Regions from separate parts of the Homo sapiens genome. Here regions 1, 2, 3, 4, 6 and 7 are each linked to region 5. Evidence: chromatin loops called from intact Hi-C (ENCODE). Cell type or tissue: dorsolateral prefrontal cortex. All regions are shown on one strand.

Region 1 (4,000 bases), 190 kb before region 5:
ACTGTTCTAATAACTCAAGAGCTACTCCTTCTTTTGTGTGGAAGACTGTTTCTTCTGACTTCCTCTTAATATGCTGCCGGGTCTCCTTCCTAAGGAGAAGCATGCTGGGCCTCGTTTTTGTGGATCTAGCAGCGAGAGACATGACGAAGCCAGATTTGGGAACACAAGTTCTTTTTGTCCTTCACACTACAGCTACGAGAATGGTCTCCATGGTTACAGCAGCTTCTCAGAAATGTCTGGATTTTTCATTTTCTGTATTTCTCTAAATGTCTAGTTTATGAATAATCTGCTTAGGTGACCGGCTGGAAAGTTTCTGCATGTATATGAATATCAAGAAGTACATATTTATATACATTCAAAAGAAAAGTAGGCTGATAGGCATTTTTGGTAATTTTTTTTCTCCCACTGTAAAAATAAATTAGGATTGACTTTAAAATTTTCAAGTTAAACAAGATTCAATGAAAGAAACAGTGCCTTCGTGTTCTTCAAAGGCATGTGAACCATAGAGTGGCTGGAGCTAACCTGATTATGTTTTCTTTAATGTGAAATAGCTATTTGCCTGACATTCCATTCGCATCTCACCGTCGCATTCAACTGGCTGGGACATTGATTTTTTTCTAGGGCTTCCTTTGAACATGAAAGCATTTTTCCTGTTTCTCTCCATTTCCCACCTTGTGAGATACATGATAAGAATGAATCGATAATTACATTGTTGGATAAAAATGAATATAAATTTTATTGAAAAACAACACCAGCAACAACATGGAGAAAGCATACTCAACAGCCACCGGCCCACACAACTCAATGCACACATTATGAGAAGTAATCACCTCTTTCAATTGCCGACTACTTACTCCAAATGAAAAGAAATTATAGACCTAAGATAAACTGAGGCGGGCAATAGAGGCACACCATCTTCGAAAATTTTGCCAATAGCAAATGATGTAGTGATGCTGTTAACCCTCTGTTTGCTGCAGGCAGACCAGGATATCTCAGGAATTAATTGGTTTGGAGAGGAGAAAACCCACTCCTTCTAGTGAACATGGCATCTAAAACCTCAGACCACTGGGAAAACTTTTCTCCTTTTCAAGTCCTTTGAGAAGAGGATTTCACAAACTTTCTTGGCAACTTGTCCCTCCTGCTTAACAACAGGAAATAGTTCTTTATGTCTAGCCGAAATCCTTCATGCTTCAGTTAGTCTATTTATTTACTTTTAATCTTAGCAGGCAGTGAGGAGGCTGTCCTGGTAGGACAATGTAACATATGGGGAACTCACAATGATCATAATCAGATTGAAAATGGAGTCCAGCTGAGCTATGGCACTTCTGAAACAAGCTGGAAAGAAGTGTACTGAAGTTGTGGTTGTAGTGCCTCTGCCCACCACTCCTCCACCCTCGGTTCCCTTCTGCCCTGTGGCCTGGGGGCTGCCATCCTGAGAATTGCAAGCAGATACTTTCTGAGTTTGATCGGTTCCAATCCTTCAATGGTATAGTAATGAGTGTAGTCACAGCTGTTCCATCCAGTCCTATGTCAAGTGCTTCTGTTTCAAGAAGTTATTTCCAGGCAAAACAGTCCCATCACATCCCTTGTCTTTTCAACACACCAGGTTGTCCCCCAGGATGCCCTCACAGCTTGTGCGTGACAAAGATGTCCTCCGTGTACACATAAGGTAGCGCTGAGAAGCCACGAGAAAGCACCTAGTGATTTTAACATAAACATTTCCACAGCATTTTCAAGTTCTGCGAAAAAGCCCGGTGATAGATCAGCCTCGCGGTGTGCAGCGCCGGCAGCTCCGCACTTCGGACACCTGGGGGCGCCCGTGCCATTCCGCCGGCGACTGGGACTCGTCGCCCGGGAAACAAAGATGGGGATTTAAAGAAAAGCCTTCAAAATGCAACTCCGAATGTCTACCCTGAGCAGCATGCGTGTAAAAATTCATGAAGATTAGATTTCATTTCATGTATTTTTACTTCAGTGGAAAGAAATGCAGGTGATTTTCTGACTGCGCCTACAGCTGTCTTTACAAAGGGGGTGCCTAGTTAAACGAGAGGGAGGGGCTTGCTGATGCCCTGCGGTGCTTTGAGGGGCGGGGCCTCCCTCTCTGGTGCTGGGGACAGCTCCTATTTTGCTGGGTGGCATTCTCTGCAATGCTCCAGGATGTATTGATTAATTATATTGCATATCGAAAAGGTATGGGGGTCTCCAGCAGGACTAAGCGAGGCAGCCAGCGCGGGGTCCAGTGAGTGACATGCGTCATCGAAGGCACTTATTGTTTTGATGAAACAAACACATTTCTTTAAGCCCATAAAATCAGAAGTGTGCAAGACGGCTGTTTTCAGGGTGTAAAACTCCCTTTGTTTCCCTGTGGTGGTGCATAGCTGTTATGCCTCCGGGGCCTTTGTGCATTTTTCAGGTGTGAGTGACACGAGGCTGGCTGGGTGGCCTCGGTGGCAGAGACTGCGGAGGGCGCAGGACCTGCCCAGGACAGTTCAGCCCCCCAGGGGAGACACCCCTTTTGCTCGAGGCCGCCGGCCTGTTGGATGATGGGCACCCTTGTGAGCTGGTTCTGGGCTAGGCCACCGTGCTGGGTGGCAGTGGGGACTTTTAGGGGAGGGATCCCGGGGGATAATGAACAGAAGTGTCTGGAGCCTGGATCTTCAGTCAGGCCTGGGCAGGGAAGGCTGCTGCTGCCTGGCAGTTTCCTCACCCTGTACTCTGGATGGCAGGGGCCGGGCCCCCTTGGTTCACCTCTGTAGCCCAAGCATCTGGTACTTCTGTGAGCATTTGTTGGATACAGGGATGTGAGGGTGAGTGCCACGGAGGAAGCTATGAGGGTCCCAGCTGGCCCTGGCTGTGGTTGAGCCTGGAGGCCTGTGGAGGGGCTGTGGGGAGAGGTGCCAGGCAGTGCTGGCTCTCAGGGGTTGGGGGGCACTGAGACAGCCAGGGGCCACGGAGCTGGAGAAGCCGGGAGTTCAGCAGGGAGCATGTCTGTGTGCCAGGATGGTTCTGCAGTGGCCATGTGGGGCCTCTCTCGCCTTTCCCTCTTATCTGCCCTCGCTGAAGTCAGCCTTTCCTCCGTTGCCATGGCAACGGCAGCCTGAGGCGCTGCTGAGGGCCAGCTGGGCAGCTGAGGCCTCTCAGTCTGTGCCTGAGCAAGCAAGGAGCCCTGAGCTGTCCCCATGCAAGGTGAGACTGGAGGGGGCTGTCTTCTCAGAGAAGGGAGGAAAGGAGACGGGATAGGATGTTTTCTCCGAGACAGGCACAAAAGCTGCTCTCGTGCAGCTGGAATTCTTCCCAGCCCTGGCTTTGCTGGTAGAGACACTGGGGGCAGGCAGAGCCCTGTTAAAGTGTGAGTCTCCTCGGCATTGCCGCACTGCACTACTCACCTGATCTGCGCCCAGGTCCTTATTCAGGGCTATCCACAAGACTCCCCAAGGGCCTGGCCAGCCTCTGGAGGCTCTCTGTGGAGGTGGGGCAGGGGCCTGAGGCCCAGGCTCTGTGAGGGCCTGGAGGGCACTCCAGGCCTTAGACTGAACTACCTGCCCTGTGTACTCCTCTCAGAGCAGAGCTGGAGGTCTTACACCCTCAGACCAAGGCTGCAGCTCTGCCGACAGTGTCCCTCCCACCTGCACAGCCACAGCGGGCATGGGCTGCTCTTTGCTTTGCAGTCTCCTCACAACTTTCTGGTTGTCACATTCCTGACTATACTTAGGGATGTTGGAGACGATCAGCTTCCAGCCAGTTGTGGGTCAGCTGGCTTCCTCACCACACCCTTTTTCTTGGGCTCTTGAAGAACAAGAAGTAGCTAATGAAGAGGCAGCAGGATGCAGAAGATGATCAGGTCTGGGAGGAGAAGATAGTCCAAGATTCCCTGGGGGCTCGGAGCTGTCGAGAGGCACGGTGATATTGCTTGAAAGGGGCTCTGTGATTCAAGGACAACCCAGCCTTGCAAATCATGTCCCCTTGGGCATGGAAGAGAATTCTCTAAGCATCATGTGAA
Region 2 (4,000 bases), 1.2 Mb after region 5:
CTTCATTCCCTGTTGGCTTACCCTGTATGTGTTTTCTATTTGCAGGTCTGTGGCTGTCCTCTCTATTGGAAAGCCCCCATGTTCAGGGCTGCAGGGGGAGAGAAGACAGGATTTGTGACAGCACAGTCATTCATTGCCATGTGGAGAAAGTAAGTATGTGAGCAGTCTCTCTGGAGCTAGGCAAAGAATTGTGTGACCCTCATGACATGCTTTCTAAAGGTCACCTATTTTACTCATTTATACATTTTCCCTTTACTCTTTATATCAACAAGGAAAATTCAATGATTTACAACCATTTATACTCACATACAAGTTCTTTGCCACAAGCCTTTATCTAACCTCTTTAAAAAACAGTAAAGCAGATCTGCAGAAATCTTTCTTTAAAAACTATTTGATAGTTTATTAGTTTTACTTGGTTTTTCTTGTTTTTTTTTTTGTTTTTTTTTTTGTTTTTTTTTTTTTGAGACAGAATGTCACTTTTTTGCCCAGGCTAGTGTGCAGAGACCTAATCATAGCTCACTGCAGCCCCAAACTCTTGGGCTCAAGTGATAATCCTACCTCAGCCTCCTAAGTAGCTGGGACTACAGGCAGGCACCACCACACCTGGCTAATTTTTATAGAGACTGGATCTCACTCTGTTGCCCAGGCTGGTCATAAACTCCTGGCCTTAAGCAATCCTCCCAGCTCGGCTGCCCAAAGTGCTGAGATTATAGGTGTGAACCCCACACCCAGCCACTTTTACTTGTTAAATTTGGGTCTCAGGATTTGAATCTGGCAGCAGTGAAATAAGCAAAAAGGAACTCCCCTTTATGGGGGGCAAATCAGATGTGTCACATGGGAAATACATTTTCATTCCCATAGATCCAATTTAGAATTATATATAGTTGATTTGTTAGAAATACTGAATTCTAATAGATTTTAATCATTACCTTTTGAAAGCTCCAGTTAAGGAACTGAAGGACTAGTATATTTATCAAGCTTTTCCTGGATTCTAACATTCTGACAAATTTTCTTGAATTCAAACCCAACATCTTTCTTCTTTATCTCTTTTTTCTCCCTTCTTTCTTCTTTAGGAGTTATTTTTTGGTATATTTATACATCTTAGCTAAGTATCACAGCTTGCCCCTTCTGCCTCTTTTAACTGATCAGCACCCTTGTTATGCATGTTCTTCTCGCCTTTTCTGAGCTAAATATCCTTCCTGGTAAACTATTGGGAAATGCTACTCACCTATTGTTATTATTATTTAACATCAACCTATAATAGCAGCAGATTGAACAGACAGATTCTTTCTAATTTCTTCATTTCAGCTAAAAGCCCTTAATAGGATAATGCTTGAGAATATAGTAGGTGATTAATAAATGTATTCTTATTTTTAAAAATCTAGCAGCAGGTCAAGTTCAAGTTCTTCATACATCACATTAGAACTAAAGAGTCTATGTTGGTGGAGGGTATTCTCATAAGTGAGAACTGAACAATGAGAACACATGGACACAGGGAGGGGAACAGCACACACTGGGGCCTGTTGGGGTGGGGTGAGGGAAGGGAGAGCATTAGGAAAAATAGCTAATGCATATTGGGCTTAATACCTAGGTGATGGGTTGATAGGTGCAGCACACCGCCACAGCACGTGTTTATCTATGTAACAGACGTGCACATCCTGCGCATGTACCTTGGAACTTAAAAATAAAAAAATTTTTTTAAAAAGAGTGTATGTTGGTGGATAGATCATAGCCACCACCACAATAGCTGTATTTTATTCAGATGAATTGTTTAAATTTTATCTGTAAGGAAGACATTTCTGCAAAACGCAAAAAGCGGGGGAAAGACATGAAGTACAAGTCTCCATTTTGGTTAACTGCAGGAAAATTGCTTATGAAGTTATATAGCATGAGCAACTATCCCTGTCTTTTTTTCATCAGAAAAATTCTATGAATAGATAAGTGTGTCTCTAAATTAAAGTGTTATTTTACAGTCAGATATTAAAATGGTTTGAGTGCCCTCTAGTGGAAACTCCTCTTTGAGCTCTTAAAATGTCTTTTAAAAGCCAGGGTGCTTGAAGGGAGCCCCAAGTGTGGCTATTTTGGGAGACTAAGCAGCTAAACATGGTGGTGTGAGTTACCACGTTGACCTTGGAGAAGACGTGTTTAGTTTTGTAATTTTTTTTTTTTGTAACATTTGCATAAAGCAATGTGGGCTCAAGTATAGTATATTAAAACTTTCAAATAAAAAAATTGCTAACAGGTAATTATACAGAATTAAAACATTTTGGAAAATACATATATATGCTGATTTGCTCCAGTAGCTCTACATAATCTTAAAAAAAAAAAGAGTCAAATATAAAAGTCATAAGAATATAGGGAAATGGCCGGGCGTGGTGGCTCACGCCTGTAATCCCAGCACTCTGGGAGGCCAAGGTGGGCAGATCCCGAGGTCAGGAGATCGAGACCATCCTGGCTAACACAGTGAAACCCCATCTCTACTAAAAATGCAAAAAATTAGCCAGGCAAGATGGCGGGCACCTGTAGTCCCAGCTACTCAGGAGGCTGAGGCAGGAGAATCGCGGGAACCCAGGAGGCGGAGCTTGCAGTGAGCCGAGATCGCGCCTCTGCACTCCAGCCTGGGTGACAGAACGAGACTCCATCTCAAAAAAAAACAGAATATAGGGAAATAATTTCTCTCATGTCAGACTGCTCATGGGGTGGAGGCCTCAGTATCTCTCCTCCAAAGGGCTCTGTTCCACTTCCTTTCCCTGTGCCGCTGCCCATTTCATGTCTATACTCTGACATATATTCTTCTTATAGTCAGGACATTTTTAGGAGAAAGACATTGCTCCATAGCATTTCTTTTTGAGGTCCTAGAGTATCAGCTTTTGGGCAGAACTCATCTCAAATGGAATCAATAATATTGCTTCAGCTTTATTATGCTTTACTTTCTTTTACCTTTTCATATCAATGTATCATTTGTCCATTAACAAAATAACATTTTGTCCTAAAAGTTCTGAAAGATGCTAGTTTAGAATAGCTATGCTTACCTTCATTCTTTAGCTTTCATGACTTTTATCATCTTTTCTCCTGCCATAGAGTTGACCAGCCAGTAACACTGGCAGAAAATTGTAATTCACCTTTTCTTTCTATTTCACAGCAAAAGACCATTTCTGATTTCACTTTGTCCTCTCAGAGTAGCTCTCATCTGTCATGTCTCTGCTGTTTTTATATCTTACTATTCTGTTTTATATATATAAGTAGTTCTTTTGAAAGACCTCACTGTTTTTCTATTGTGATCATCCCACCCATTTTCTAATCCTGAGAGGTGGCTCCTATTAGCATCTATTGCGTGAATCTTTTTCTGAAACATGTGTTTATTTAACTTTAGGAGCCTTAAGCATGTTGAGGAATGTTATGGAGAATAAGTATAAAAATCATAGTATAGCTCTAATAAGCACAAATGAAGTATACATCTGTTTGATCAAAAACATTTTCTTATTTTTCTTCCTTAATCACTTGTTGAATGCTAACTATATGCCAGGTATTGTGTCTGGTCTTGAGGGCGGTTGGGATACAAAGAAAGTAAGACAGTTTTATACCCTGTAAGGAGCTTACAGTCTAGTGAAAGAGTTACACCAAGCCATGTGTGCTGGCTTGCACCTGTAATCCTAGCTACTTGGGAGGATCGCTTGAGCCTAGGAGTTTGAGGCTGCAGTAAGCTATGATCATGAGACTGCACCACAGCCTTGACAACAGAATGAGACCCTGTCTCAAAAAAAAAAAAAAAAAAAAAAAAGACAAGGATGTTAAGATGGCCAAGAAGACACAGCCAGGGAGAGCTTCTCTTTCCTACCAAGAGAAACCAAAATATTGAGTAAACCAGCATACTTTGAACAGACCTTTTAAGAGAAAGCACTGAGAGTCAGTGGAGAGATGATGCAGTCACTGAGGCTGAAGAGGGAGGAAACTGAGAACCCTGCATGGGCTCTGAATGGCTCCTAAGGAAGGGGTGAAA
Region 3 (4,000 bases), 100 kb after region 5:
CTTCTACTTTAATAATCACTTTCCTCTCTTCTGGAGATTTGCAGTTTAAAAGATGTGATTTATACAAAATTAATGCAAAATAGGAGTCTACATTAGGAGAACCCCAGTGCCCTCTGCTTTTCCCTGCTTCCTTTCCACTGCATTGAGGGCCACCTTGCTCTTTCCAGCTCAGCTTGGCCCCAGCAGTTGACACCCACAGAGATCCACACCGTCTTGATCTTGTCTTCTCATTCTTTATTTGCTGGCTCACCAGATAATCTGTGAGTGTAACATTTTTCCCAGTCACAGAGAGTCAGGATCCAGATGGACACAGGGGTGGTCTTGGTGTCCTGTGCAGAAGGAGTGTGTAGGAGAGTGAGTGGCTATCCTTCCAACATCACGCAGAGAGAAGATGAGCTGGGAGAGAATCATCTCTGTTACCAATGCATTTTTTCCACAAGGAAAATAAGAAAGCCACAGCTTTGAAGTGGAAATTTTCCAGGCTTGGATGAAGCTAAAAATTAAAATATGGTGCTAGGACCTTTTACGTGCAGATACAGAATCTGAAAACATGCACTTTTCCAGTTAAAAATGCTCAAATATCTTCCCAGCACTCATGTAAGCAAAAGTGAATTCTGTATTTATAAGCTCTAAGAGGAAAAGCCACCCGAATGTTAAGCAGGGCAGCTTAAATTTCTATTCAAGTTTCAACTGCTAGAGAAAGTGGGCTGATAACAGAAGAGCGAGCCAGGTTTATCTTCTGCATTTTGAAAAGGATGGACAGGGTGAAGGAGTTTATGCAATTCAAATCCAAATTGAAATGAGCATGGGTCCCTTCATAAGGCTGTCCTCTACTTTTCCCTTTAGTTACAGCAAAATGTCCCAATTTCTGTAGCCTTTGCCAACCCATCTCTGGACTGGCAAACAGGCTTGAAGATGAGTTAGGGGCTGGGGAGAAGCAAGGAACTAGAATATTTCCTTTGACTCCCTCTTTAGTTTTCTTCACACATCTGCCAGCAGGGAGGTGTAGCCTTCCTAGGATCAATGGGGAGATGAAGAAATAGAAGCATTTTACAGGTACACCAGGACACATATTGTGGCATGTTGAGGCCAGGGGCTAAGCTCTAACTAAGATGCCACCTAGATCACCGAGACCTCCAGCTGCTCACGGGCCCATAAGCTCCTTCGTGCCCTCCCTGCAGAAGTCATCTCAGACCTGTTGAGCTGTATTTGACTTGAGTCTTCTGGCTGCTGAGCTTGTTCTTTACCAGTTTTCCTTGGCCTTGGCTGCCCTCTTCCATAATCTGGTGCACTGGATGTGGATTGCCTCATCAGCACAAGGGGGACAATCACAGAACCTGTCTCATAAGCTTATTGAGGATTAACAGAAACACTGAGACCATGCCTGGCACACGGTGAGCACCCAATAATGGTTGCTCTTGTTGTCGTGAATATTACTGTTATTATTCAGACAGTGATTATTTCCACCCCCACTGATGTGTTGTTGCTGACCTTTCTCTTTGTGGAGTGACCTGATGATTTCCTCTGCCAAGGGCCTGCTCCTTCATCGATGGCCCCACTAAGCATGCTGGTCTCCACTGTAAATCTCAATGGCGCTAACCTTCTCCACACCCTGCTCTCTGCTCTGAAGCCTTGGCTCATCAGGGATAATTCCCTGAGGTGCCAGGTTCAGGGGGAAGCCCTGCTTGGGCAGATTTGCTGGAAAGCACCACAGGTTTGGTGGTGACAGAAACCGCAATCTGTATGCCGACTGCGGCTATTGTCGTCAGGCCCTGCCCAAGAGCCCTTGGGTGTCCAAGCGAGTGGAGGTTGGCGAAGGGTGAGCCTAGTGGCTCTGCCTCCTAATGGCGAGCAAGGGAGCTGGATGGGGGTCCCTCCTGGTGAGTGTCATGCTCCTTGCGTAATATCTGCCTGTCACCAGGGGGCTGTATGGAGTGTGGGCCTGGGCCACACAGGGCCCTGCAATGAGATGACTGATACTTGGAGGGTTTTTCTGAAAAGCAGAGGGCAGAGGTGATCCATGATTCTCTGCCACAATCAGAGTTAAGTCAGGGAACCTGGGGCCCAGCCCAGCCCTCTACCATATTTATTCCTGAAGGGCAGTTATCTTCTTGGTCAGCACATCATCTGTAGGGTTCTGGAAGAGTCCAACCTTATTTTGGCCTGGGGGGCCTTGAATGGCCACAGCATCTGTAAGGAAGGGATACCCCAATCCCAGATCCTTTCTAATCCTCTGGACTCAGACCTGAGTCTCCTGGCAATGTCATTCTTGGGTCAGGGGTGAGGGAGGGTGGGGAAAGGAGCAACTGCTGGTGGGCAAAGAAAGGGCCAGTGAAGGAGCGGCCCTGCAGGGACCCTCAGTGCAGGCCAGCAAAGCAGGGGTTGGTTACATCACACGCAGGCCTCTTAAGGCGCTCCTCACATCACAGGTGTGTTCGATCTTCTGGCACCATCTTTTCTTCTGCCCAGGATATTTTCTCCACGGGTCTTTTCAGGGCCACAGCTCATCCACAACTCAAGGTGGCATTTCCTCTGGGCAGCCTCCCCTGACCACCCACTTTGAAGTGGCCAGCCCCCGTCATTCCCTTGCACTGTTGATTGGCATGTTGAATGGATGATGGATGAATGGCCACTTCTCCCTTTGGGGCCTTTATTCCTCCTCACACACCCTCCTTCATCTTGGCTTGAAAACCCTAGGATTGTCTGTGAAAGAAAGACCGTGCCTGGTTGTGGACATCAGCCCAAGTGGGCTGTGTCTGCACTCCCTCCATGGGGAGAAACATCTTTCTGCTCTGACAGCTGGGGCTGTCAGTGCTGCGACAAAGGGTGGAGGTTAAAGCCCTTCCATGGTAGCTCTTCTTCCTACTGGGAGGAGCCCAAGCTGTATGTGGAGTGTAGCACCCCCCTGTGTTTCATCACTAAATAATCCTTAGGTTCCATGATGACTTGGGGCCTCTCTGATTAATCCCAGGAAGGCAAATAAATCAATGTTATCTCTTGGGCCAGCTGACATCGATTCCGGAGTCTGTGGGGTGGGCTGTGGTGAGAGGGACCTTACCCTAGGTGGATGAGTGTGCCTGGGAAGGCAGTTGGGGGGTGACTGCACATGGGCCAAGCGTTTTGTGATCCCAGCGAATCAACTTCATGGCCAGCCTCCTATAAGTTACACTTTTATATTCATCTCATCACTCCAAATATCATTCCTATAAATGGATGTCATTAACAGTCCCATTTTCAGATGAAAAAAAATCACTTGATCATGATGACACCAAGTGCTGCTCATGGCAGGATGGGGCTGAGAAGCTGAGTGTGTAGGATTTCCAGCCCAGTCTCCACTGACTCCTCTTCATCTAAAGGAGGAGAGCCTGACCTCCTTTTTCTGACCCTGTCATCTAAAATCCAAGCCCTATCGAATGGCACTGATTCAGCTTCTCTCTGTACTTGGTGGCAGGCCAACCCCCATGCTCCCAACTCCCTGGAGACTCCAGACAAGTGACGGTAGAGTCTGCACGCTAGCAGGTGATACAGGGCTTCGGCACAATCTGTAGTCTGGAAGCAATTTTGTGTTTTCTAGGCACCCATCTGTGAGAGGAGAGCAATGTCTGTACAGGGTCTGTTTGCTTATGGAGGAAACAACTGCTGCTCAGGAGTGGGAATGTCTGCCCTGTCACGTGTGTCATTTCGTTTTCAAGCAGAGGAGTTCCAGGGATCCTCAGGACATGGATCCAGCCTTCAGGGGAGCTCAGCTTTCAGGCCTTGGGAAGCACCTTGACATTTTCCTTCCACATTGGAATGAAGTTTGTGCAGTGCTGGGTGTGCTGTGGACCAGCCTGGAGCTCAGGCCTACCCTGGAACTCTGACTCTAGGCAGTCTTCAGAAGACCTCTGCAGCCTCCACTTGGAGGGCAGGGAGTGGGGGTGGAGGGCACTGTCGGGGAGGCATGGTCTGGAGGATGTCATGTGTCAGTTCTTGATTGTCTCCCAATAGATGAGGAAAACAT
Region 4 (4,000 bases), 450 kb after region 5:
CACAATCTGGTTCTCTGTCTCTGTCTCTCTCTCTCTCTCACACACACACACAGTATACTAATTAAACTCCAATTCTCTCCTACCTCACTTAACCCAGGTATTTTGAGAAAACCAAAGCCCCTCTTTTCTGGGGGAGCCCAGGCCATCTCGAGGTGTGACAACAGCACCTTCCCTAATGGCAACACACAACTTGGGGTCTCTGCACTATCAGACATTGACCTCCAGGTGTTTGGTAGCTGCTGCTTCACTGGATGAATTCTTCACCTCTCTTCCCAGCCGTGGGGAACATGTTGATAAAACCAGTAAATTCATTCATGTTCTGGGGGATGATGAGAACAGAGAGTCTGGCTGCAGCCACAGCCTAAGCATGCCCTCCAGGCATTTGTCGTGTAGCTGGCATTTGAGCTGAGGACATCTCCCCCACCACAAAAGCCTGCCACCATCCTCAGGGGAAATTAGGACTGTCTTCTTTGCAGAAAGTGGGATGTGTGCCTGGGGAGGTCCAGCCTGGTTGCCTTTATTCCTCCCAGGCTCCAGATAGGAAACCAGATAAAAATACACTTTGCTGTTTGCTCCTTTTTTTTTTCTGCCTAGCTCGGGTTAACCATTTTTACATTTTTACAGTATTTTTGCTAACGTCAACCATGTATCTTTGGTGACTTGAGCAGATTGTAAGAATGGGCAGTATAAAAATATCCTCTTTCAGTGGAGGCATGAAGTAAATGAGGAGGGGAGTGAGGGAGCTGCCGTCCCTGCTCTGTGCTGTTACTGCTGCAGCCAGTGGCTTCATGTTCCACGTAGTATGGAGAGAGACAGAGCCTAAGCATGGAAAAAAGCATGAAAGGGTGAAATCCTGGCATTTGGCATGAAAAACTGAAAAGGGGGGTCATATTTGCTATAGGGAGTGATGAGCTTTTGAGGACAGCCTTGGCAAGAACCCTGTTTAACAGCTGTAATTGGCACTGATGCTGGACAGCACAGGCCATGCCAGCTGTCTGCTCTATGCTCACCTCCCATTACTTCTCCTTCAGGAACTCCCTGCTTCAGCCATTGTGGATTGCTTGTATGTCCCAGCCTCTCTCTTATCCCTGGCCGTTGAGAAAGCTGCTCTCTGCCTGGACTTCCCTCCTCCAGTCACTTTGCCTGGTTAACTTCTACTTGTTCTCTAGGGCTGAGCATAGTGAAAATAATAGTTAACACTGGGCTGTGTAGGTGCTGATGAGAAACTGAGGCACAGAGAGGTAGGTTACTTGCCCCCGCCGCACAGGTAGAAAGAGGCAGTACTGGTATCCAAACCCAGACAAAGGCTCCAGGAGTTCTTAACCACCACCAGAAACTGCTTCTCTAACAGCTCCTGCCTGCCTTCCCTGACCCTTCCCTGTGTTGGGGAGTCTCCTCTGGTTTTCAGAACACCTTGTACCCACTCTCATCTTCACCTTCCCTCACTTTTCAATGTTTTTAACAATATATTTTAAGTTTTTGTTTTCTTGTCTGTCTCCCCACTGTCCTGTTCAGCTTGAGGGCAGGGACACTGGCTTATTTCTGGGACATCAGCTTCTCAGCAGGACCTGGCACAAAGTGGTGCTTATTGCCTATTTGTTGATGGGATGGATGAATGAGTGGATAGATGTGAATCCCTTAGGTAAACAAAACTGGCTAAGGTCTGGCAGACAAGCTGAGGGCCAAGCAGAGAGCCAATTTAGAAACTTCCAGTGTGGGATTGGAGGCAAGAAGGAGAAACAAGCCTAAGAGTGGCCCTGTAGAAAAGAGCATCTCTAGACTCTGGAATCTTGACCTCCACTGAAGGGCTGGCAGGACAGCCAGCATGTAGAAAGACCACAGCACTGGGACCATTCAACCCTCATGAAGCTCAGGGCTATCTGCATGCTACAGAGTTAGGGAAACCTGCCCCCCAGAGGTGGAATGCAACAAAAATGGGGCAGAGGGCAGCATAGCATGACCTTGTAGTGGCAGGGCTCTCCAGGAGGCATGCTTCATCACTCTTCTTTCCTTTTGTACCATTGCAATTCCTTCTGACCCAAATGTGTTAGCTTTTACATTGCCAGGGAGCAAAGAAAACCATAACTTGTTTCTCATGTAGCCAATCTCAGGTAGTTCCAGTGAGTTTTATGACAGTTACACTCTCTCCTCCCACCCACCTCCCCTGCAGCAACATTGGAACCCACATAGAGGGAACCAGGGCACATGTGGCATATCCACATGAGGCTAGAAGCCAGCACAGGCATGCTGGTCACCTTGAGCTTCTCTAACTAGGCACAGCAACATAGCTTGTGCACGAAGCAAGAATAGCCTGTCTGTCATAATTCACAAGATATGGGAGTGAGAGTTTGGAAGAATGTGCATGCCAAGTTTTTTATTGCCTGCCTTCAATCAGAAACCTGATTGTTGGGCTGACCACGGTTTCTCCTTCTTTCAGGGAGGGAAGATCCCTGTGAGATGGACAGCTCCAGAGGCCATCGCCTACCGCAAGTTCACTTCAGCCAGCGACGTTTGGAGCTATGGGATCGTCATGTGGGAAGTCATGTCATTTGGAGAGAGACCCTATTGGGATATGTCCAACCAAGATGTGAGTGTCAGCAGCACTTGGTCACCACAAACCCCCATTGAAGGGATCCCAAAGGCAGTAGCATACCAATTCCTCCTGTTTTCAGCTCACGGCCTCATAATCTGAACCTGCAGTGTTCAGGGTAGGGGATACAGGGACACCCTTAGCATGGATGTTGGAACTAATCAAAGAGCCCAGCATGGAGGTGTGAAAGGCCCTATAACCACAAAGCCTGTAGAGGTGCCAAGGCCACAGTCTCCAACCCAAGAGACAATGGGCTGTTTCCAAATGGCTGAGGACCATGAATAGATCAGCCCCAAATTAAGCAGTAAAGTCTACCCTGCTTCTAAGTGTTCAGGTTCTGTGTTTTCCTTCCCTGTGAACGACAGAGGGGAAGGAGGCACTGGACTGGGGGCCAGGGCCTGGGTTCCCATCCTGCTCTGCCTCTGACGGCTATGCTCCATTGAGCCAGTCGCAGTTTCTGTGTGGGACTTGTACCTCTTAGCTTTAAAGAGAGTAATTGGAAAGGGCCCTTCTTCCTTGAGAATTCACTCTTCTATGATCCCATATCACCTATCAGTGAAGGAAGAGGTGGAAAGCTTTCCAAAGCTGGGCAGCTTCAGATGGGCCACAGGAGAGGGTCCCTGTCTGTGGGGAGGTCAACACTCCCCCAGGATGCCCTCAAGGGAAAAGGGTGAGAAAGGAAGAGATGGGTCATCTAACATGCTTTAAATAGAGGCTTTTTGGAATGTTCCACATGAGAACCTTTGCTCCATACTTACTAAAAGGTGAGGAAGCCTTTTTCGGATGATTTGCTTTGATAAGTCTCCAATGAAAAGTCCTGCCTGAATTTCAACACTGCCTCTCACCCTCTCCAGGGACCAGGCCTCTTTTGTGTTTTGCATACATACCCTCCCGTTGGAGCTGAGAGGATTACAATTTGCAAAGCTGCATACCTATGTTCTCTGCTTGCCCTTCCCATCACTTTGGGAGGGGGCAGTTTTTATCCTTCCCAACTGACAGCTAAAAGAGAAAGAATGGTCCCCAGTTCAGATCTGAGTCCACTGGCAGCCAGCCACACTGTAACCCCCTCTGTGCTAGGGTGGACACTGAGGAACTTGTCAGCTATGGAGTCAGCAAGCCTTCTATCCTGTGAAAGGTTTAGTGCCATGGCAGCTGCTCGGAAGATTGAGAAAGGTGGCAACTTCCCAGAGAGACTGTGGAAAGAGGAGCTGGGGTACTTCTATGACAGTACTCCCTGTTGCTATGGGCAGAGTGGCTCCAGCCTGGAGTGGGTGAAATGGCTGCACCATTAACCGGGTCCTGAAGTCAACTATGGCTGGTGTCTAGGTCCTCTATTATCTGGGATTAGCAACACCTTGCCTCTGCTCCTGAAGCACATCAAATCAGTAAGCGGTGGAGTTAGTGCAAAGC
Region 5 (4,000 bases):
AATTCAACTCATTTTAGTTGTGCAAGTAAACATCCAGTACAGTGTTTGTGGCGGAAGGTGCTCAGTAAACAGAAGGTCTTCCCAGCATGTCTAACTAGCCGCTGTCACTCTCTTGCTGCTTCCTGCTTTGTGATTCTTCAGAGCTCTCCTCAGCACCTGACATGCCACTGCCTATTTGCTTATTATTGCCGCCCTTCCAGGACATGGTAAGACCCCTCAGAGAAGGGCTGTCTACTGTGTTCCCACAGCTAGAACAGGGCCTGCCTGAATACGTGGGTGAGCACATGACTGGCCTGGGTGTGGTTGTGGAGATGGCAAGAGGATACCCTAGGCCCAGAGAAAGACCAGCAGGGCCTGGGCTGAGAAGGCAGGTTTCAGAGAGCTTACAAAGCAGTCTGAATGTCATGCTAGAGTGGTCAGTCTCTCTTCAGCAGACAGTGAGGAGCCACTAGGTTGCTATGCAGGGAAGAGACAAGATCAAGGTTGGCTTGAGAAGGATGAGTTTGGCAGCAGAGTTTGGAGGGATTAAGGGGAGGGAGGGAAGCTGGACTGTCATTCAGAGACTCTCCAGTTGTCCAGGGGAAGGTAGTATGGGTTTACACTGGGTCAGATGCACAGGCATAGGACAAGGGCATAAGGAGGAGGACATGGCAGAGCCGGGGCTTTGCCAGACATGCCTACCAAGTGACTGTGATATAGTGAAAGGGGGAGGGAAGAGTGTGAAACTCACCCATCCATCCATCCACCTGTCCATCCATGAGGGGATGGCTGGGGGTAAAAAAGCAAGTGAAGCTGCCAAGGAGTTGCCCATGTACCCCAGGAGGACGAACTCCAAGGATGGAGTTTGGGGGATACCTCTCTTGAAAGCTGAAGAGGTAACAGAGGGAACAGTAAGAAGTGGCAAGACGGGTAGGAGGAGAAGCAGGACCATGGAAACTGGGGCCAGAGCCCCAAAAGATCTACTGGACACCAATGTCAGCAGGTGCTGACGGTGCAGGAGGATGACAGCTAACTAGGAGCAGGTTGTTGCCCAGGGTGACATCAGGTGGCTCCAGGGACATCACGACACAGCTGGTGGTGTGGAGGCGTAGAGGGCAGCTAACATGGCATTAAGGTGGATGATGAGAAGGTGGAGGTTGATGACATCTTCCCTTCAGGCACAGAGGTGGGGTAGGAGGGAGGGGAGGGGAGGAGGAAGGCAGCCTGAGTCAGAGCCAGGGAAGGAAAGAATTGTCAGGATTGGGGGACTTGAGTCTGGCTGTGGTGGAGAGGAAGAAGTCCCAGCAAAGGAGAGACTAGACACGCAGAGGTGGGGGGTGTGGGGAACTGATTTAGAAAAGCCCAGAAAGGAGAGTCATCCCAAAGGGAAATATCGCATCTGCCCACTGTTAGCTCATTAACAGACCAGGGGAAAGGATTGGTGCCTCCAAGGTGAGAGGCGTAGGAGGAGGGGTGGGGAACCTAACGGGTCATCCCTGACCCTGTAGGACCAGACTATCATCAGGTATGTAGGGGGGGCGGGAGAGGAGGGAAGGACACATCTCCAGCATAACATATAACAGCCTCAAGGTGAGTTTCTGATTTAGAACCCTTGACCATCTCCAGAAACAGGAAGATAAAGTGTAGCTGTGAGAGCTGAGCCTGGGAGAATTGCTCCTATCTCCAAGGCTGCATCCCCAGTTGCTGCCTAAGTCCTTCCCACCCACACTGAAGGCCTGGCCCACAGCAACAGTGCACCTCGCCTTGCACCGGCCTGGGAGAGCCCTCTTGCAGGCTTTGCTGTTTTATAGCTGACTGTGTGACTCCTGGTCTCCCCACGCTGAGCTGTCCTCTGGGGTCAGGGCCCTCTGTGGAAGTTCACAATGCACTGGGAAGTGAACACCAAAGGCAACCAGAGGCTTCTGCAGAAAAAGAACTGCGAAACGTTGGACAGGAAGCAAATCCGGTTCCCTGTGGACCCTGGAGCAAGTGCCCACAGGTTATCTGAACAGTATTCATTCTTTCGACGGACATGTACTATGCCTCCCGCAGGCCAGGCACTGTTCTGTGAACTGTGGATTCTGTAGTGAACAAAATAGACAAGAATCCGAAAATGGTGACCCCATTTTAATGAGGGAGAGACCCCACGATAAACAAAATCGATTAGTAAATACCAACCCATGCTAGAGAGTGAAGAGCTCTGGAGGAGAGGCACGGGTGCGCCCCTGGAGTTGCTCTAAACAGGGTAGGCAGGGTGCTCTTGTCACAGAGAAGATGAACGAAGGCTCGTTTGATCATTTAAAGCGGATCCAGTCCTGGGTGGGATGTAAGGGCACGAGGCCTCCCCAGCTCCTTCGCTGGGCACCCTATGGGGGGACAGGGTGAGTTGGGCGGGCCGCTGCGGTTCTCCGAGAGCACCACGAGGGGGAGCCCGGACCCCTCCTAGCGCCTTCCGAGCCCTCCCGCACAGCCTTGCAAGCAAAAGTTTTTCTTAAACTAACAATGCCAGTGTAAGGAGGTGCTCGCGCCTGATTGGCCGGGGGAATTTTGCAGGTTTGATTCCTTGATTGGACAGGAGGTGTTAGGGGTGGGGAGAGAGCTGATGGTGGGGGATCCCGCTCCCTCCCGCGTCAGTCTGGCCGGCTCCGTCCTCCCGTAGGCTCCGCTGTAGCTAGCAATGTGACACCAGGACGCACTCGCTCTCGCGCGCTCTCCCAGGCTCGTTCTCCCTCGCCCTCTCTCTCTCACACACGCACGCACACACCCACCTCTCCCATAAACACACACACACACATGCACACCCACACCCACGCGCGCCCGCACCGCCCCACGCGCACACACTCCTGCCCACGCCCACGCAGCGCTCCGGGAAGTCCGGTCCGGGCGAGAGCGCGAAAGGATACCGAGAAGCCACCCGCGGAGAGCGCAGCGGCGCCCTGGGACGCGGCGCTCTCCCGGCGCTGCTGCCTCGGCTTGGTCTCGGCCTGCGGGCCGTCGGCCGGCGATGGCCCTGGATTATCTACTACTGCTCCTCCTGGCATCCGCAGTGGCTGCGATGGAAGGTAACGTACCCTCCACGGAGCAAGTTGGCTGCTGGTGCCGGCCGCCTTGGGACTGCTGTGCTCCGCGGTTCGCGGGGTTCCTCTGGCTGCTTTGCGGTGCAGGCATCCCGGGACCCGAGGGCAAGGAGGTTTGGGAGCCTCGGCCGCTGCCGAGCGCGGGGCTTGGGCGGCACCCACCAGAGCGCCCCCGGCTGGCTCTTAGCGCCCGAAACTGGCTCGCGAGTCCCCCGGCTTCCTCGCCCCGGCACTCCCTGGTAGCCTCGGTCTCCCGCAGCCCCCGCTCGGAGAGCTCGGAGCCCGCTGCATTGCGGTGCATGCTCCTTAGCTCTGGGGCAGAGCCAGAGCTGGGCGTTGGGGAGAAAGGGGTGCCTCTGGCCATCCGGCTCCTGGAGTACTGGCGCCCGTCTGCTCCCAGGCACGGATACGCTTCTGAGCAGCCGCGCGCCACCTCCTTTTCTCCAGCTCGCAGTCCACGGGCTAGTGGACTCTGCTTGGCGTGCAAGCACTGCGCGCGGGGGCCGGAGAAGCTCTGCCGTGGTATCCCGCAAGTGGCCGCCGAAGGAGAGGGGTGGAGTTCATTGGCCGTACCCTTGGGGACCAGTCTGGTGGTCCGGGCGCCTGCGGGACTGCAGGTTTCCAGGGTCAGTCGGGGAGAGGTGGAAACCCTTTTCGCCTCTTGAGCCTTGGAACAGGAGTGGGCTGGGGTGAGTGGTCGGTCCTACCTAAAGTCTCCCAGCCTCTCCACCACCCCGGAGAGGATACTCGGCGGCCGGGAGTCGTCGGGCAGCGTCACTCTCTGCCAGCTCAGACTTGGCGGTGCCTCCGGCTTGGTGGCTGGGAAAGCGCGCTCCAAAGACACCGTGCCCGGCGCAGCGGGGAGCCTGGGCGCTCGGTAGCGCTCGCGAATCCCTGTGGGAAATCCCGGCCCAGCTCCCCGCCTCCCGCCCCTTCCCCCGCCT
Region 6 (4,000 bases), 1.1 Mb after region 5:
AATCTTTTCTTTGATAAGGGACTTATACCTAGAATAAAGAGCACTTAAAACTCAACAATAAAAAGGATAATAACCCAATTTTTAAATAGGCAAAGGATTTGAATAAACACTTCTCCAAAGAAGATATACAAATGGTGTGTGAATTACCTCCCAATTTTTTAAAAAAGAGTAATGAGCCCTTTGTTGGGTTTGTTTCAGGGACAGACTCTAAATCCGTATCACGCCTACATTGTTGATACTTTACTTAAACCACTTACAATGTTCTAGAGCTGTGGTGGTCCCAAAGTATGGTCCCCGAATCAAGGGCATCAGCATCCTCAGGAACTTGTTAGCAAACTCTCTGGCCCCTCTCCAGACCTACTGTATCAGAAACTCTGGGGTGGGACCCAGCAGCATGTGTCTCATTAAGCCCTCCAGGAGATTCTGATGCTCACTAAGGTATTAGATCCACTTCTCTGGGCAAGGAGGAGCATAAGGTCTCTTTCCTTAGAATAGGTCTGACTGTACTAAATTCCTACCCATCTCCACCCTCAGGACATTGGATGAGCCCTGTTCTTTCTTTTTCAATAAAAGGCAGGGCTACTTTGCTCTTTTCCATTCTTCTTACTCCATGTATTCTGTGCATATGGCTACCCACTCCCACCCCTCTGATTGTCTTTCTCCATATGGCCACCCTGGTAGAGATGATATTCCAATATTTAGGTTTGGGGAAGCTAGGAAATCCCATTTCCTATTCATGAGATCTTAGGCACATGGACAACTCAGTCTCTGACCAGAGGACACTGCATTGACATGTTGTGTATATGATTCCCAATTTGTTATTGTCCCTTGGGTATACAGCTCCCTTGAAAACTCCATGGGGAAAAGAGGTACTGTCAGGCCAGGATGGAGGCATTTTGGGTCCCTGTCTGAATGACTTTATAATAGCATCAAAACCACCCTCAACCTCTAACACCCACCAGCATGACATTTATCATAACTCCCAGGTTTATACCATGTTTACTTTGCTTACCAAACACCTACCCCTCTTAAATAAACCTAATTAATTCATTTACCCACATCTCCACCTACATGGTCAGTATGATCAGGGAGCAGTCGTGTACACAATCCTTATATGCTTATTAGGGGGGTTCTGGGAAGCTTGCAGGCATAGGCAGTTGGTCTATGGTTTCCGAGGGTCAGCAACAGAACCCTGTCACCTTAGGCAGCAAAGCTCCAGGCCTATTCCCCACAAGAAAGCAAGCCTCTTATTTAAGTCTTGATTATAGGTTACCTGCCCTCACAAGGATCATTCCTGGGGCAAACAAGTGACTTCTATCAGCCATGCTCAAGGTGTATGCATATGTGTGGATATAATACATCCAGAGACATGAAAATAAATCCCTCACTGGCTCCCTTTCTGCAACAGAAAACAGAAATAGAGAAAAACTTAACAACTGCAAGCTCAGAGCCAAGTTATCAGAAACCAAATTAAAGCTGTTGGGTATTTTTGTTGAAACATCTCTACCTCTGAAATCTAATTTCTTGCAACTTTCCATATAGGATCCTGTGTTGTATTATTTATAAGAAAATAATATTCTGGCCTCCCTTGACAGCATTTCCAGGCTGCAGAAACCACTGTAGCCATGAAGTAACAGAATAATTTTGGTAATGTTTCCATAGCTACCTTGCTTCAAAGTGAGGTTTATTCTGTTTTAAAGTCTGCTGACCTATTCACAACCTTATTTGAAGTATTTTCAATCTAATCCCTCGTCTGCCTATTATTGTCTTAATGTTCTTGTGATTTCTATATTTAAGGAGGCCTTGGATGCATAAATATATGGTAATCAGGACTTACAGTTAGATATAACAATATGATGATTTTTTTTTCTATTCTTTTCCGATGTGTATTCATCATGTCCCTCCCTTGCAACACAGGGAAACCTTCCTGAGGATTTTGGAGGTAAAGGCTGTTTAAGGTACACTGGTGCCCTCTCGTGGCCACTCTGGCCTTGGGCTTTCCTTCCCAGAAACCTCTTAGACAATTGATTTTGCAAGAGGTTAATGAGAAAGTATACCTCAAAATGCCATTGCTAATTGTCATGAGTGTCCTTGTGTCTGTGTCTTTTGCCCCCTGCAGGCATGAGGGTCTGTCTGAGTAGCAATGTAACCCTGAGGGACCCAGGCCTCTGCTCTTTCCTTCCAAGGCATGCTTCATTAATAAGAAATGCTGTTCAGGGGTTAGGCCTTAGGAAGTGACCTGGGACACACGTAAGGAGGAAGATGACAGACCAAACAACTTTCAGAAAGACTCTGAAATGAAGAAAATCCACAGAAAGAAAAGGTGGGGCTTCACCTCAAGAGAGCACAGCTTATCAAGAAAGAGAGCAAGGAACAGGTAGTACCATATGCCTTTTTAACAACTGAAAATATAAACCCCGTGCTGGCTCAGAAAGCATGACAAAGCAATCAGTAAAATCCTAATTAATTCACTGTGACTCATTTTTATTCAATAGACATAAGAGTGGGTGAATAATACATGGGCCCAGTATTGTCCAATAGAACTTTCTATGATGATGGAAATGTTCTATATCGGTGTTGTGCAATACAGTAACCACCAGCTCCTTGGCCTATTGAGCACTTGGAATGTGAATAGTGAAACCAAGGAACTGGATTTTTAATTTTATTTCATTTTGGTTACTTTAAATAGCCACATGCGATTAGTGGCTACCATATTGGAAAGCCCAGGTCTAGGGGGACAGATAACTACAATATAAGCAGAATTCATAGTATAAGCAAGTACAAATAAAGTTCCATGGTGGAAGGGGGAAATAGGGATGATCAGAAAAGTTTCAAAAAACAGGAGGCATTTGAACTAGACCTTGACGAATGGGTTGATCTTATTAGCAGAGATGATAAGGAGAGCATTCCAGACATCAGAAATAGTATGCACAAAGGTGTGAGGTGGGAAAACTTTACGTAAGTGTTGTAGAAACAGGTGTGGAGTGTCTCCAATATGTGGCTGGATGTAACATGGGAAACATTGATTGAAAGCAAGGAATGTGAAGCCTTTGATGCCTTGAAGGGTATTTTGGCTAAAATCAATAAACAGTAAAACCTGCAACAATCCCTCCACTGAAAAAGACTTGGAGGGGAAATGAAAGCCTGTTCTAATGTGGGAGAGACTGGGTTCCCAGGGGGCTAGGAACTCTGTAGTAGAAGCCACTGAAGCCATTGTGTGGAGAAACTGGAGGGAGGAGGGCCTCAAGGCAGGGTATGGAGGAAACCATTCCAACAGTTGACCCAATGAGAGATAGGGAGGGCCTTAACAAGGATAAGGACTGAGAGACTCCCATTTGGTTCCCCTTACCTCCTACACACGATGCATCAGAACTGCCATGCTGTTGTGATCCTAGTGGAACCAAATACCAGAGTCAGAGTAGTGTCATACTGTATGACATGCCATTCAGCAATCAAAAAGTAATTTCAAAATAACTTGCATTCTTTCTTGAATTTCTCAAATACCTTTGGGCTGCCTCAGGTCATCCCCCCAGCATCCTGAGGGCTGTGGCCCTCAAAGAAATTCTTTGTTCTCCCATCTACTCCCTCCATGCACCAGAGCCACTCTCGCACATTTCCCCAAAGCTGCCCAGAAAACCTTCCTGCATCACTAGGCCCTGAGCCCCCTATCCTTCCTCCCTCTCCCTTTCCTCTCACCTTCCCAGCTCTCTCTCCATCCCCCAGTCTCCATTTTCTGTCCCTCCAAATTCTAAGGAACAGTTCCCCTCGTTGTATAGGGGAGAGCAGGAAACAGAGCCCACAAACCAAAAAGAATCTTTAGGTGGCAGGGAAGGGTGAAAGCTGGGAATTTTTATAGAATCACCTGCCTCCCACCCCCCAAAAAGTGGATCTCCTACTTCAGTGTCTCCCCTCTCCTCCTCCTGCTTCTCTTTCATCTCTTTCTACAGTAATATCAAAGTAGAGTCCTTAGACCAGCAGCATTGCATCTGCTGGGAGCTCA
Region 7 (4,000 bases), 710 kb after region 5:
CAGAGGAGTTTCTTCTCAGATTCAAAGTCTGAATCTTGCTCATTCTGCACAAAAGGTAACCTGAATGGTGTAAGGGCCCAAAGAGCTGCTGTTCCACTAAGCCAGAAACATCAAGCCAGTACTCACCTTGGGATCAGTGGTGGTGAACACATTGGGGCTGACAGATTGTTTCAGCTAAATGCAAATTCACTGAACTAAAAGCCCAACTAGGACCAAACCAAGCACAAAGATGGCCGCAAGACCGTGAATTAACTCTGCCTACTTCTAGTTCTCCTTAGTTATAGCTCAAATGTCACATCCTCAGAGATGCTATCCCTGCTGAGCTTAGCTAAAGTAATGCTCCCTTGCTCAGGTCACTAGCTACCCCACACCTTACTTATCCTTCCTCTTAGTGTTTTTAACTCTAGAAAAATATCACTTTATCATTTATGTGTTTATTGTCTGTCTCCACCCATGAGAATGTAAGCTCCATTTTTCCCATGCCTAGAATGTCTGGCACATGGTAGGCATTCAATAAATATTTGATGAATGAATGATTGAATAAATTTGTTAATTTGCATTGGCATCTGGGGAAAACACTTCAAGCTCTAGACAAATACACAGGTTTCTCTTCAACTTAAGCACCTGGGACAGTAGAAAGAGGGACAAATAGCTAAACTGATAGGATGGCATTAGAAAATGGCATCAGAAAATGGCATCAGGATTAATGCAGGTGGTCACTTTTTAAAAGCTCCTTCTTAGAAATGGTAGCCTTCTTCTATTCCCATGGGAGGTGGCACGACCCACTACAGGGCATTTAAGTATGCCAGTAGAAGCTCAATTTAGTAGTTCCCTAAATTGTAGTAGGTCGAAGCTACAAGGGAGAGAGACAGTGGTGGGAGGGCGCCCTGGGAGAGCGCACTAAGGAGGAGGTGCAGTCCAGGGATGGTCCCCGTGACGCCCAGCAGTGACAGCAGGCAGAGCCCTAGGACCACAGTAGAGTGGCTGCTTGTGGCCCTCACCTGTTGGTTTATTATTCTCATCAGCAGTAATGGAGGTTCCCCCAAGAGCCACACTCTCTAGCCTGCCTTTCAGTGTGGGCAGAGGCAGGAGAAATAGTATGCATGGCTAGTGCTTTTTTGGATGTCTGCACCCCACTGGGAATCATTTCCATTTTGCTTCAAAATTTAAATAAATAAAAACACAAATAAACAAAACAGAAGCTCTCTGATGCGGATGAGAGAGTCATCCCTTGCTCATTTTTGTATTCCTAGAAAGAACATAAACCATACACGATCTTTTCCTGTTTTTTGGTACAGTTATTGCAGGCTGGCTTTTCTCATTCTCTTTTGAATACCTCGAGCAGAACACCCCTCGTGTTGTTAATGACTTCAAAGATACCGGGTCCACTGTGCGGCAAGTGATAAAAATGTACACAGCATGTGTTGGATAAATTAATAAACTCTCCAGAGCCTCAGAGTCCTCTGGCCCAGCAGCACCGTAATGAAATGTTATTCTGAAGTGGAGGAGGTGGGAAGGAGAAGGGGAGCAGTATTTAATATATGCAAATTAACTAGTATGCAAATTGCCACTAAGTTAAAAATAACGGACTGCGAGAGAAACCTATTTTTTAAGCAGCTTGTTTATTCATTAGCCTAATTTCCATTATCAATCCTTCTGTTTTCTTTTTTATTAAGTACTCACATTTGGGGAAGTTTGCTTCCTACAATTTGTTTTGCTCCAAAATCCATAACACTGGTAAGAACAATCACCATACATTAGCTTTTCTTGGTCTCATTCTTGATTTTGCTCCTAGCTTTCAATCCCTTTTTCTCTTTCTTTCTTCCTGCCCCTTTCCTTTTGCCGTTTTCTCCTATCACTTTCACTTGCCTTGTTTCTCTGGCACCTTTTGTTTCACTGCTGAATGCGACTCCATGAAGCATCAGGCAGGGGCGAAGAGAAGCCTCCTGTCCTATGAGGTCTGACTCCAGGGACCTGTTCTTCCAGCCACTCGCCCTCATAGGTGGACTCGGATGCAAAAGGCACCAAAATCCAGCTCCCCTGCACCTCAGGGCGTGTGCTACCATTATCCCTCTCCCAGCAACAGAAAAGCCAGAACAATGCACGCCCTGATTCGGGTCTGTATATGGCCTGCTCTGTGTAGAGACAGACCTTACACAATGTTAAAGACAAATTGGCAGCCAAAATCCCCGTCTTTTGTCTCAAGAAGCATCTACCTTGCTATGAGAGAGCTCTGGTGCCCCCGAGAGGCCGAGAACGGTACCGATTGCTGGGCCGGTTATGGGGAAGGCAGGAGGCTGGAGTACAGCGTACACAAAGCCCTGGGCAGCAGCGTGTCCAGAGGGGAGATCCTGAAAGAAGGGGTGCCCTTGAGCAGCTGGGGAGGGGACTCAAGAGAACATGCTTTGCCAAAGCTGCACATAGCTTGCAAGGCTAGTTTTTGTTTTAACCGTTGTCATTTTTCACAGGGTTTGTAATCACATAGTTATTACGAAGCATCAAAATTATTTTTTAACAAGAGGTTCTTGGTACATGGTGCTTAGCTGTAGCTGTGCAAAGCTGTTTGTGCCATTCCAGCTCCTAAGGGATGTGCATCTTAGACACACAAGCACATACTCTGAGGGGCGGTATCTCCTGGTGTCCTAGAGAAGCTGTGGCTGAGACCCACGGTGGAGAATCTCAAGGCTCGCCCTGTCAGGAGCCCTGCTCCACAGCAGGCTGTGCTGCAAGTCAGCTGCAAGGGATTCAACATGAACACAAATTCCCAGAGCAAATAACTCTTAACTCCCTCTCCCTCCTGAGTTCCCTCAGTTGCTATTGCTTATAACTCTCCTGGGAGACACACTATGTCAGAATAGGAACCACATTTTTCAGGTTTCAGCTCAAGGTCAGAGCTCTGTCATTCCCCTGCTAAAGTACCTATTACTCAGGGGCAATGATGTCAAATGTAAAAGGTCACACTTTGGCAGCTGCTAGGGATCGTCCACAGACAGGCGGTGGCTGGGGAATGAATTTGCACCAGTTCCTTAAACTCCAGCATGTACTGCAATCTCCCATTGCTCTTAGGGCTAAAAATGGTGTCAAAAGGCCAAAGACCTGAAAGAGGCAGATGATACCAGAAACAGTCACTGACACTAAGCTCAAGATGGAGTCAGAAAGATAAATCATTATTATTTAAGCTCTGCACGTTTTAATACATACTCTCTTTGCAATATTTCCATAGAATGAGGAAATAAATCACCCTGCTCTTGACATTTTTAATAACTTTAAGAATGTGGTTAGGGTAATACTTAACTTTATTGACATATTGTATGGTTCATCTGTCTCATCAAACCTCAATGAAACTTCAATGAATATTAACTGAGGACCCCTAATGTATTAGGTACTGCCTGAAAAATCTCCCAAACAGTCCCTATCTGCCCTCCAGGAGTTCTAACTTATTGGCTTGACTCCTGTCTGTGGAAATCAATAGCCCACAGGGTAAGGTTTTATGGAGTTGGGGGTAGGGACTGTTCAGATTCTAGCTGGAGGATTTGGTTCACTGGGCATAGGAACACCTCTTCTTAGACTCTGGCTATTTGTCCTCAGGTTTAGATGCCTTTCTTGAGCAACACAGACATGATGAATGGGAAGAAGACAGACCCTAGTGCCATTCAACAACTATGCCTCAAAGATAGTAGATGCAGCCTACTGTCTGTGATGTGTATGCGACATTGTTCTTCCTGGTCCCCTGCTTTCACAGAACAGAAGAGAGGCCTAGAGTGGACCTTAAACTCACCAAAGTCACATAACTAACTCTTTTATGGCAGAACAAGGAGTAATAACCAAGTGTCTTGATTTTCAGGCCAACTCCCTTTTCATTAGTAAATGATAATGGTGGTGTATTTTACAAACGGGTAGGGGAACAAAAGGAAAGGGGGTCAAATAATTCAAGTGCTGATAATGATAATATTTAACCCATTTCTCTAGGATTCGCTTTTTGTCACCTTGGATTCTCAAA

Evidence for each region. A loop is a pair of places that touch in the nucleus more often than their neighbours do. Peaks named below come from ENCODE experiments on the same cell type or tissue, not always from the same donor. Only the 100,000 strongest peaks of a DNase experiment are listed, where the experiment ranks them.
Region 1: it touches region 5 in a loop (2.8-fold over the local background); 15 of 110 quality-filtered maps call a loop at or near these places.
Region 2: a loop joins it to region 5, with 3 times the contacts of the local background. A loop is called at or near these places in 18 of 110 quality-filtered maps.
Region 3: a loop joins it to region 5, with 2.2 times the contacts of the local background. A loop is called at or near these places in 5 of 110 quality-filtered maps.
Region 4: a loop joins it to region 5, with 4 times the contacts of the local background. A loop is called at or near these places in 31 of 110 quality-filtered maps.
Region 6: a loop joins it to region 5, with 33 times the contacts of the local background. A loop is called at or near these places in 84 of 110 quality-filtered maps.
Region 7: a loop joins it to region 5, with 16 times the contacts of the local background. A loop is called at or near these places in 72 of 110 quality-filtered maps.

The regions. Positions count from the first base shown.
Region 1 is chr3:134,599,211-134,603,210 of GRCh38, forward strand. KY (kyphoscoliosis peptidase) reads right to left here. Exons shown (of 11, transcript NM_178554.6): 11 at 713-4,000. It also overlaps a transcript of CEP63 not described here. Among named protein-coding and RNA genes, the nearest start is that of KY, 50 kb to the right of the region's middle. In dorsolateral prefrontal cortex, CTCF peaks have their summits at 1,814 (motif pointing right), 2,015 and 3,125; DNase peaks (open chromatin) are centred at 1,821, 2,171, 2,511 and 3,101; H3K4me3 peaks cover 1,067 bases; H3K27ac peaks cover 3,064 bases.
Region 2 is chr3:136,040,814-136,044,813 of GRCh38, forward strand. PPP2R3A (protein phosphatase 2 regulatory subunit B''alpha) reads left to right here. Exons shown (of 14, transcript NM_002718.5): 4 at 46-149. Among named protein-coding and RNA genes, the nearest start is that of PPP2R3A, 77 kb to the left of the region's middle. In dorsolateral prefrontal cortex, CTCF peaks have their summits at 1,995 (motif pointing left) and 2,195; no DNase peak of the experiment used is centred here.
Region 3 is chr3:134,895,056-134,899,055 of GRCh38, forward strand. All of the region lies in intron 1 of EPHB1 (EPH receptor B1), which reads left to right. Among named protein-coding and RNA genes, the nearest start is that of EPHB1, 100 kb to the left of the region's middle. In dorsolateral prefrontal cortex, no CTCF peak of the experiment used is centred here; no DNase peak of the experiment used is centred here.
Region 4 is chr3:135,238,711-135,242,710 of GRCh38, forward strand. It overlaps EPHB1 (EPH receptor B1), which reads left to right. Exons shown (of 16, transcript NM_004441.5): 13 at 2,438-2,587. Among named protein-coding and RNA genes, the nearest start is that of EPHB1, 450 kb to the left of the region's middle. In dorsolateral prefrontal cortex, a CTCF peak has its summit at 1,904; a DNase peak (open chromatin) is centred at 1,918.
Region 5 is chr3:134,792,649-134,796,648 of GRCh38, forward strand. EPHB1 (EPH receptor B1) reads left to right here and starts at 2,612. Exons shown (of 16, transcript NM_004441.5): 1 at 2,612-3,041. The coding sequence starts at 2,984. RefSeq lists enhancers at 2,128-2,337, 2,399-2,693, 2,738-2,787, 2,798-2,987. In dorsolateral prefrontal cortex, CTCF peaks have their summits at 2,407 (motif pointing right) and 2,606; DNase peaks (open chromatin) are centred at 2,573 and 3,489; H3K4me3 peaks cover 1,838 bases; H3K27ac peaks cover 1,337 bases; H3K27me3 peaks cover 1,214 bases.
Region 6 is chr3:135,893,333-135,897,332 of GRCh38, forward strand. No RefSeq gene overlaps it. Among named protein-coding and RNA genes, the nearest start is that of PPP2R3A, 70 kb to the right of the region's middle. In dorsolateral prefrontal cortex, CTCF peaks have their summits at 1,968 (motif pointing left) and 2,172; a DNase peak (open chromatin) is centred at 1,979.
Region 7 is chr3:135,501,798-135,505,797 of GRCh38, forward strand. The region is part of intron 1 of LOC105374122 (a long non-coding RNA gene); the gene reads right to left. Among named protein-coding and RNA genes, the nearest start is that of PPP2R3A, 460 kb to the right of the region's middle. RefSeq lists a silencer at 1,830-2,124. In dorsolateral prefrontal cortex, CTCF peaks have their summits at 2,244 (motif pointing left) and 2,450; a DNase peak (open chromatin) is centred at 2,244; H3K4me3 peaks cover 1,001 bases; H3K27me3 peaks cover 443 bases.